2 separate regions of the Homo sapiens genome follow, and region 1 is linked to region 2. A link is a loop called in an ENCODE intact Hi-C map of the cell type or tissue named here. Cell type or tissue: endothelial cell of umbilical vein. All regions are shown on one strand. Links, peaks and the distances in the headings refer to the core of each region. The heading gives the core; the rest is flanking DNA.

What was found. Peaks named below come from ENCODE experiments on the same cell type or tissue, not always from the same donor. Only the 100,000 strongest peaks of a DNase experiment are listed, where the experiment ranks them.
Region 1: a loop joins it to region 2, with 11 times the contacts of the local background. A loop is called at or near these places in 2 of 110 quality-filtered maps.

Annotation. Positions count from the first base shown.
Region 1 is chr13:73,752,035-73,757,416 of GRCh38, reverse strand. The region is part of intron 6 of KLF12 (KLF transcription factor 12); the gene reads left to right. Among named protein-coding and RNA genes, the nearest start is that of LINC00393, 93 kb to the right of the region's middle. In endothelial cell of umbilical vein, for the core only: a CTCF peak has its summit at 2,515 (motif pointing left); a DNase peak (open chromatin) is centred at 2,506.
Region 2 is chr13:74,112,398-74,117,779 of GRCh38, reverse strand. The region is part of intron 1 of KLF12 (KLF transcription factor 12); the gene reads left to right. Among named protein-coding and RNA genes, the nearest start is that of KLF12, 19 kb to the left of the region's middle. In endothelial cell of umbilical vein, for the core only: no CTCF peak of the experiment used is centred there; DNase peaks (open chromatin) are centred at 289 and 2,449; H3K27ac peaks cover 2,266 bases.

The DNA of each region.
Region 1 (5,382 bases), core at 165-5,164, 360 kb after region 2:
AAGATTTGCCTAAGGTAAGACCAGTATCCTAATAATACATTTCTTTAAATTAGTTTTAAGAGAGCAATAGATAGCGTGCAACGTATTTATAAAAAAGATTTAAACCAACTCAGAATCACACAGGTTTTGTCACAGCTGTTTTACATAAGCCCTCAGCTAACTAATAGCTAAGGGGCTGAGGACCCTGCTGAAATCCACTGTCTACTTGTGGCTGTTATCTCTGTCTAAATATTCATTTAGTTTAGTCCCTTTTATCAGATGAAGTTCTTTTTTTGTGTAAATTTATGAGATACAAGTGTAATTTTGTTACATGCATAGGATTGTGTAGGTGAAGTCAGGGCTTTTAGAGTATCCATCACCCAAATAATGTATGCTGTATAGATGGGGTTCTTTTGTTGGAAGTAATGGAAACTAACTGAATATGGCTGCCTTAAGCAAAAGGTGATTTTTCAGGACATAAGGTAGGTTATATGGAGACAAAAGTAAAGAAGAGGATCTGGGCCTCAGGAAACACAGGAGCCAGGACAGCACCCAGGGTCCAGGGAGCAAGATTTAATCAGCAGGTACAGGCCTGGGAGGGGTCAGCTCTAGTTCCTCTGTGTCACCTCCTCAATAATCACAATAGAGGAAGCTAGAGTATGATTGGTCCTGGGTTAGGTGCCCAGCCCTTGGTTACAATCCTACAAAGATGAGATGAGGTGGGAGTAGTTTCCCAAAGGAAAAGTGTTAGTACCAAAAAATGATGGGAAAGACTACTCTTTATAAATTAGAACCATCAATTTGCCCTACCTTTAAATTACCTGAAAGCTCTCGTAAGGGTAGTAGCTTTTCCATGACAAGCTTTAACGCTTTCCATAAGGTCGTAATGCCTTACGTTTTAGAAAGTGAAAGCACTCTATCATTAGTTACTAGGTCCTTTCTCCTTGGTCTTACTCTTAGTTATCGAGTAGCCAAAATGTATGAAGGATGTTCAGTCAAAATAGACAGCATTCTCCTTGAAACCTAAGAGTGTTGATCTTAATCACTTTGAACCTTCATTTCTCTAAAACCCTACTTGGCATCACATATTTAAAAATGCAGCCTTTAAAACCAAACATACGTAGTTATTGCGATATCACATATACGATAGGCAGAAAACAGAGGAACTGCCTATGAAATGCATAAAGCTTTGATCTACAAGCTGGGTTCTGGTATAAATTTCTCACTTATGCTAAATTAGTCTTTATGGCTCTTTAAGATAAATAATATTTATATTTATCTTAAATCAATAAATAAATGATATCTGACCCAGACTATTCAAATTAGGTCTTGAAAGAATCCCCAAGAGGTAAGACTCTTCATAGCATCACCTTGAAAGAAAGTGCTTCACAGTTTGCAATTGCAAAAATATGCAACCAGCCCAAATGCCCATCAGTCAACAAGCGGATAAAGAAAATGTGGTGTATATATACAGTATGGAAGGCTGCTCAGCCATAAAAAGGAATGAAACAATAGCATTTGCAGCAATCTGAATGTAAAAGGAGACCATTATTCTAAGTGAAGTAACTCAGGAATGGAAAACCAAACATCGTATGTTCTCACTCATAAGTGGCAGCTAAGCTATGAGGACGCAAAAGCATAAGAATCATAGAATGGACTTTGGGGACTTGGGGGAAAGGGTTGGGGGGGTGGTGAGGGTACAGTGTACACTGCTCAGGTGATGGGTGCACCAAAATCTCAGAAATCACCACCAAATAACTTATTTATGTAGCCAAACACTACCTGTTCTCCAAAAACCCATTGAAATAAAAAAAAAAAGAGAGAAAGTGCTTTGTCAACCCTAAGTATTAGCCCACAATCAAATTTCAACTTTATGTAAAAGGAATCTCTTACTACCACCTAGGACATTCATTGACATGCCCAGCATTGGGTAAACAAGGCTATAATTTCCTTCAGGTCTCTCGAGCCTTTCCTAAACCTAACAGTTGAGAATTCTGAGCTAGAGGGTATATTTAGGTAGGACTGCAGTTCAATACATTACATAAATATGTACTTGTATGTTACCATGTTTTTGTGATTCTTTAAATCTTCTCTTCCATCCTGTAATGTATTTGGAACACCCTCATAAATGGATATATCATAGGATTAAATTGATATTTTTGTAAAATAGAAATCTCTCCAATTCCATCTCTTTTTCCATTCCTGTACTCATTGCCTTTTTTCCTCAGAGGTCTGAAAAGAAAAAGAAACGCTGCTTTTCTGAGAGTTTGCAGTTTATAGGTATGGAGAAAGAAAAGGGTATACCTATTATTTTTCGCTTTAGATCTGAATTATATTGTACTCTTTGAAGAACCTTGTAGCTTAACTGAAGAATGGACTGATTTCTTACAGTGAAAGTGACTTACAGTAATCTTCCCCAAACTGCACAGTCCATAAGGCATTTATTTGTGAAAGACAAGGAAGTATGGAATTGTATTAAAGGTAGGAGACAAAGGCTAAAGGCAACCATGTGAAGAACAGAGGAAAGTTGCTGCCACCTAGAGGTAAAAGTTGGTAAATTTTGAGAATGTGCTGTGAATACTCAAAAATTCTTGAGTAGACATTGATGTAATGTAATCCTAAACTGAAATGCAGCCAAGTGACTTAGTTTCTGCCTCTAGGTGAGACGAGATTTATTCCATCTCCCTTCACTCCCCATTAGTAGTGTCTCCATATTCCTCATGAGATTTTGGTGACCTGGGTGGGTTTTTGCATTTTTTGCCAGCAGTAGCCTTGTTACTGGTCATAATAACTTAAGTTATTGAAAGTCTTCATCCTGTACAATATAATCTCAGTTATTTGGAAGTCATCATTACCATGGCTAATAGAGAATGTGTTTTCCGCAGTCTTGGCTATCTTTTTTCAAATATACTCTCAGAAGCACCACTAAACTACAGATCTCATCAAATTGTGTGGCTGATGCTCTTTTCCTTTCTCCCAGGAGAGGGCCAGCAGCAGGAGAGGCCTGCGTGATGAGAGGCAAGGGTCCCGGGCACACCAGTCAGAGGAAAGGACCCTGGGACTCTCCTAAGTTATGCCAAGACCTAAAAACAAACGTAGCAGCACCAGTCTCCAGAACAATATGCAATTGAGCCTGTTTTCATTTTGAGTGTTAGGAATTGATTAGATGTAGCCCTAACATTTTAAAAAATTGTCAGAGCATTTTTTTAAATGGAAAGAAGCCTGGGTAGCAAGAAATTTGGTGCTGCCACATTTGGCTTGCTACTCTCTCTTTTCAGGACACCCATATTGCACAACCCCAGGGGGCACTATTCACATCGTATTCTATGTGAAGGGTACCTCCAGGAGCATTAAAGGAAAACATATTGGCATAGAAAGGTGAGAAAATATGAAGAGAATATGTGTGTGAGTTTCCATGTCTGCCTCTCTCTCCTCTCCTGAGTGGGAGGCTTGATTGAATGCTATTGATGATGGCTTTCAAGGAGAAAAGGGCTCCAAAAAAATACAAGAAGATCCAAGCAACACCTTTTAGAAAGGGAGGATCGCAATCAGAGTGTTCCTTGTCTATCTTACACCCTTCTGCTTCCTTAGAATGCATTAGTCGAGCCCCTTCTCTGCCTAGCTTCCATGTGGGCCTTTACTTGCTTGTCTTCTTTATTTTCTCCTAGCCTGTATTTAATTTTAATCCTTAATTTAAGTATTTAAGTTCTATGTCACTTACAAACCTGATCATCTTTTGAAATTGCCAGAGATTGACTTTTTTTTTTTTTTTACACTTGGTAGCATTATCACTTTTCCAGAATATTTGTGTTCATTCATCTGTTCCCTCTTCAGTAAAATTATTGTGCCTGCAATGATCCAGCCACTTTCTGTGCTCTAGGGGCACAGTATTTAATAAGACAAATGCGGCCCCCACTTCTTACCATGTAGTGGAGCAAGAGTGACAACTGGCTAGCATCTGGTAGTGATAAGTGCCTTGATGAAAATGTAATGAGGATATGATTGGAGATGACTAGAAAGCAATCCAAGGGGTTTGGCCAGAAAATGCCTCTTGAAAGGAGGTGACTTGGCATCTGGGAGCTGAATGACAGGAAGGAACCATCTGGGTGAGGGTCTGGGCACATTATTCCAGGTGCTAGAAACAGCTCACACAAAGGCCTTCAGATGGGAACAAACATGGACATTCAAGGAACGAAAAGTGAATGAGGGGAAGCGTGAAACAACCTCAGCTCAGAGAGGTCGGTGGGAGCAGAAACATGTAGTCCGCAGTCTGGGTGGGACGGGGACCGCGGATGACTTTGAGCAGGAGAGTGAAGTGGTGGAGTCTTATGTTTCAGGCTTAGTCTGGCAGCTTGTTGGAGAAAGGGCTGTAAGAGTGTGGAAGGAGGCTGGGCATGGTGGCTCACACCTGTAATCCCAGCACTTTGGGAGGCCAAGGCGGGTCGATCACAAGGTCAGGAGTAAGAGACCAGCCTGGTCAATACAGTGAAACCCCATCTCTACTAAAAAATACAAAAATTAGCCAGTACTAATTTTTGTATTTTTTACAAAAAAATACATAATGATGGTGGCGGGCACCTGTAATCCCAGCTACCTAGGAGGCTGAGGCAGGAGAATTGCTTGAACCCGGGAGGCAGAGGTTACAGTGAGCTGAGATCGTGCCACACCTGGGTGACAGAGCAAGACTCTGTGTCAAAAAAAAAAAAATATATATGTGGAAGGGAGCAGGGGAATGAGTGAGGAAGCCAAGGCTGTGGCTGAGGAGAAAGACATGCTAGCCACGACTAGAATGGTATCCACAGAAGGAGAGAAGTGGATGCAACTAGGATGCGTTCTGAAAACTGTAAACAGCAGTTGCTTATGGAAGGAAATGAAGAGAAGAATCAAGGATGACACCTAGTTTTAGTGTGAGCAACTGGTGGTTGTGGTTGGGAATTTAGAGCAGAAGGCAAGTCCGTAGATGTAAAGGTAGGTGCCATTGGCATATAAATGATAGTTACCACAGGGTGCATGTGTGTGGTGTGGGTGTGTCTATTTGATGTTAAGGGACAGAACAGTTCTTGAGATGAAGAAAATCCGAAGGTAAAAATGCCTGCAAACCATTAACTAAAGGCTGTAAAAATGTACAGTGGATGAGCCACAAATATTAATAGGTGGCTGGGCATGATGGCTCATGCCTGTAATCCCAACACTTTGGGAGGCCAATGCAGATGGATCTCTTGAGCTCAGGAGTTCAAGACCAGCCTGGCCAGCATGACAAAACCCCATCTCTACAAAAAATACAAAAATTAGCTGAGTGCAGTGGCATTTGCCTGCACTCCCAGCTACTTAGGAGGCCGAGGCAGGAGAATCACTTGAACCCAGGAGGCAGAGTTTGCAGTGAGCACTCCAGCCTGGGCAACA
Region 2 (5,382 bases), core at 136-5,135:
TTCTCATGGTTAGACTGGCTTAGGGGGTATTGGAAAACAATATCACATAGGTGACGAACCCTTCTCAGTGTATCACATCGGGGTATCATTGTATCATATCATGATATCCACAAGATACCACTGATGATCTTAACCTTAATTACTTGGTTAAAGTGGTATTTGCCAAGCTTCTCTACTGTAATTTTTTTCCATTTCCTTACTCTGTTCTGTGGAAGTGAGTCACTAAGTCTTGCCTACTCTTAAGGAATAACTACATATCATGTTTAGAATTCTATAGATTATTTTGTTCTCCCCCATTTATTTTTAAATTTATATTGGCATGGGTACATGCGTATATATCTTACATGTGGAGTCATAAGCTAATACTGTGTTAGTCTCTTATTTAGATTTTTCTGGTTTTGACCAAAGACCACTTTCAGATTTGCTCTTGTGGCCCAGTGACATCCCCTTGTCCTTTTGTTTTTGAATACTTTGTTAACTTTCTGGTATTACAGGATACTCCAGGCTCATCTCATATTTTCCCTGCCACAGCTACCAAATCAGCCAATCCTTCAAGGGTCTCTCATTTCATTGTAGAATGATATCTAGAAACCATGGACTGGGTGCTGAGTGTTCTTTTTGCTACCAGGGTAGATGCTGTTCTAATTGTGAATCAAGTTGATCAGAATCAGTCTTTCTTTAAACCTTATTTTTTTAATAAACTGATAAATAGAGGAAATACCAATAATTCTGTTTGAAATTATTACATTATTTTGGCTAATTGACTGGAATTTTCATAACTTATGTTGCGATAAGAGTAGAGAAAATAGATTTTTTACCAAATCTTGCAGCAAGTTGATTGACATTTTTCTTACGTTTGCTCTTGGCTAACTTTTCATTATCTTGGTTCCCTGGTATGGTGGGATATTAGGGATGTTTTATTTGAAGAGTTTGAGTCTATGGATACATTATATTGCCAGCATTATTTTATAATCTGCTAGATAGTACTATATTAATAGTTAATTGGTCCCTTCAGTTAATAATGTAAACCTTGAATAGAACAATTATTTCAGGCCTAATTATAGTTTATAGAAGTTTTGAAATTTCTATCCTAGTTTCCAACCCTAATTTGAAGATCATAGCAGTCTTTGATCTTTGTAAGATTAAAATACTTTCTGAAAAGTTCTGCTATGACATCTTAAACTGTGTCTAGGAAACAATCATAGCCATGGGAATCAACTTATTCTCAGTGAATGTTCATGATGTGCAAGGGATTGTGTTTCAAATGAAAGCCTAAAATCTTGAGAGGTAAGGCTTTAAACACTTAAATTTCCTGTAAGGATAAATTCTTAGTAGTTTGGCTTTCTACCATTCATGTAAAACTACACGTGCTGTAAAATGTTCATGGCCACGTATAAAGAATTTAAAGAAATTGAAACTTCACTTAAAGCAGGTTCCCACTCGATGTGAATAAGAGTGTTTCTTTGTGAGGAAGAAAATATATCTCTGGCCTTTTTTCCCTAGGAGCAAAGAAATGGTCTCCAGTGATCTGTCATTGGGCATTGTGTTAAGTAATCCTTAGTAATTTCTTAGTAAAAAAAATGCTGGTGAAGCTTTCTGGCTATGCCTCAGTGGTTCCTTTTCAAAGAGGATATTAGCAGAGAAGGGAAGAAATTAAGTTTTCCTGTTTCCACTTTTCCTCATTTTTGGGTTTATCTATAAGTTTATTTCATGTGGGTGTAAGGTAAGAAAACTGAGCACATGTTTACTGTATGGCAGCGATAGAGTGTGGAATGGTAAATCTCAGTAAGATATACCCACGTGTGAATCCTGGGAATATGTGAATATTGCCTTGTTTGGAAGGTGGTTTTTGCACGTGTAATTATGTTAAAGATGTGAGATGAGAACATCCTGGATTTCTCAGGTAAGCTCTAAATTCAGTGACAAGTGTCCTTACAAGCGTCAGAGGAGGAGAAGGCAATAAGAATACAGAGGCAGGGGTTGTAAGGATGTGGCTACAAGCCAAGGAATACCAACTAGTGCCAGCAGCCACCAGAGGTTGCAAGAGGCAAGGAAAAGATTTTTTTTTTTTTTTTTTGTCAGAGTTTTACTCTGTCGCCCAGGCTGGAGTACAGTGGCATGATCTTGACTCACTGCAACCTCTGTCCCCCAGGTTCAAGTGATTCTCCTTCCTCAGCCTCCCGAATAGCTGGGATTATAGGTACCTGCCATCACGCCTGGCTAATTTTTGTATTTTTAGTAGAGACAGGGTTTCACCCTGTTGACCAGGCTGGTCTCGAACTCCTGACTTCAGGTGATCCACCTGCTTCAGCCTCCCAAAGTGCTGGGATTACAGGAGTGAACCACCATGCCCGGTGGAAAAGATTCTTTTCTAGAGCCTTTGAAGGAGTTATGGCCTTGCTTTTCCCCTTCTCTACAACTGTGAGAGAATAATTTCTGTTGTTAGTCATCAGGTTTGTGGAAAATTGTTAGGGCAGCCACAGGAAATTAATCAGCTCACTATGGGCAATGTATTATGTGAAATGTTAGTGGTTATAAGGTCTTTGCTACCAGGAATTCAAAAATCTTTGAAAAGTAAACAAAAATATAATACAGTATTACAAGTTCTATAAAAAATAATTGTACAGAAAGTTCTGAAAGCTTTGAAGGGGATAACTAACTTTGTTAATTTGGAGGATTTAGAACAGTGGTCCCCAAACCCTTTTGGCACCAGGGCTGGTTTCATGGAAGGCAATTTTCCCACAGACTGGGAAAGAGTGGGAATGGTTTCTACCTTAGATCGTCAGGCATTAGATTCTCATAAGGAACATGCAACCTAGATCCTTCTCATGCACAGTTCACAGGTACTGGTCCATGGCCCCGGGGGTTGGGGCCCCATGATTTAGAGTATTCATTGAGAAAGAAGCATTTCTTCTGTGTTTGAATGACGTGTAAGACTATTTCTGGCAAAAAGGGAGTGGAGGATTAGAGGGAGGGGGACATGTGTATGAAATAGCACGTTATGCTCCTTTAAACCCCATCTGTGAGATGAACACCCATCTAAAACTTCAGTATTTTCAAGTATTGAGGGTAGATCAATTTCTGGAACCCACGTTGACAACTTGATGCTGCCATATCTCAGATTTTAATAGTGTGTCTCTGCTGTAAATATTATTAAAGATATTTTAAAAATTGCCTTTCATTCATACTTCATCCATTAATCTTCTGACTCAATCTCTTTGGCAGCTTAGAGTGTAGTATGATGTCAGTGACCCACATATAAGACCTTAATTATAGGCATACCTCAGAGATACTGTAGGTTTGGTTCTAGACCACTACAATAAAGCAAATATCTCAATAAAGCAAGTCACTAGAATTTTGTTTATTTCCCCAAAGCATAATAGTTATGTTTACATTATAATGACCTATTAAGCACAAAATAGCATTGTGATGAAAAAAAACCTACATGCCTTAAATTAATAATACTTCATTGCTAAAAAATGCTAACATTCTTTTGAACTTTAAATGAGTCATAATCTTTTTGCTGGTGGAGGGTCTTGCTTGGATGTTGATGGCTGCTGACTGATCGGGGTGGTGGTTCTGAAGGTTGGGGTGGCCATGGCAGTTCATCAGTGTTCACAGCATCTTCACCAGGAGTAGATTCCAACTCAAGAAACCACTTACTTTGTTTGTAAGAAGCAACTCCTCATCCATGAAAGTTTTATTGTGAGATTGCAGCAATTAAGTCACATTTTCAGGCTCTACTTCTAATTCTATTTCTCTTGCTGTTTCTACCACATCTTCAGTTACTTATTCCACTGAACTCTTGAACTTCTCCAAGTCATCCGTGAGGGTTGGAATCAGCTTCTTCTAAACTCCTTCTAATGTTGATATTTTGACCTCCTTGCATAAATCACAAATATTCTTAGGACATCTAGAATGATGAATCAGTTCCAGAAGGTTTTCAATTTACTTTGCCCAGATCCATCAGAGGAGCCACTATCTATGGCAAGTATATCTTTACATAACGTGTTTCTTAAATAATAAGGAAAGTTGAGGTAACTCCTTGATCCTTGGGCTGCAGAAAGGATGTTGTGTTAGGCATGAAAACAGCTTTAATCTAGTTCTACATACGTCTGTGTCAGAGCTCTTGGGTGACTAGGTGCATTGTCAACGAGCAGTAATATTTTGAAAGGAATCTTTTCTGAGCAGTACATCTCAATAGTAAGTTTGAAGTATTTAATAAACCATGCTGTAAGTAGATGTGCCATTATCCAGGCTTTGTTGTTCCATTTATAAAGCACAGGCAGGGTAGATTTAGCATAATTTTTCAGAATAGTGAGTGAGCATTGGCTTCAATTTAAAGTCACCAGATACATTATTCCCTAACAGTCAGCCTGTGCTTTGAGATTGTAAAGCCAGTCATTGACTTCTCCTCTCTAACTATATGAAAGTCCTCCATGGCGTCTTCTTGCGATAGGTTGCTGTTTTGTCTACATTGAAAATCTGTTTGTTTGTTTTTGTTTTTTAGTATATTCACCTTCATCAGTGATTTTAGCTAGATCTTCCGGATAACTTGTTGCAGCTTCCCCATCAGCATTTGCTGCCTCACCTTCTACCTTTATGTTATGCAGATGGCTTCTTTTCTTAAACCTCATGAACCAAACTCTTCCGGCTTCCAACGCAACTTTCTCACCTCCCTTGGTCTTTGCAAAATTAAAGAGAGTTAGGAGCTTGACCTGGATTAGGCTTTGGTTTAAGGGAATGTTGTGGCTGGTTTGAGCTTCTATCCAGACCACTCAGATTTTCTCCGTCATTAGCATTAAAGCTGTTTCGTTTTCTTATTCATGTTTTTGATGGAGTAACACTTTCAATTTTCTTCTGGAACTTTTGCTTGGCATTCACAACTTGGCTCTTTGGCACAAGAGGCCTGGCTTTCGGTCTGTCTGCTTTCATCCTGCCTCCCTCATTAAACTTACTCATTTCTAGTGTTGATTTAAAGTAAGAGACAGGTGATGCTTTCTTTTACTTGAACACTTAGAGGCCTTTGAGGTTTATTAATTGGCCCAATTTTAGTGTTGTTAAGTCTCCGGGAGAGAGATGAAGGAATTGCCAGTTGGTGGAGCAGTAAGAACACACACAACATCTATTTATCAAGTTCACTGTCTTAGAAGGTCAGGGTTTGTGTTGCCCCGAAGCCAGTCCCAATAGTAACATCAAAGATCACAGGTCACCAATACAGATGCAATAATAGAAAAGTCTGAAACATTGCAAGAATTACCAAAATGTGACACATGCTGTTGGAAAAATGGCACTAACAGACATGCTCGACTCAACATTGCCAAAAACTTTTAATTTGTAAAAAAACAAATCAAAACAAAACACACACACACACACACACAC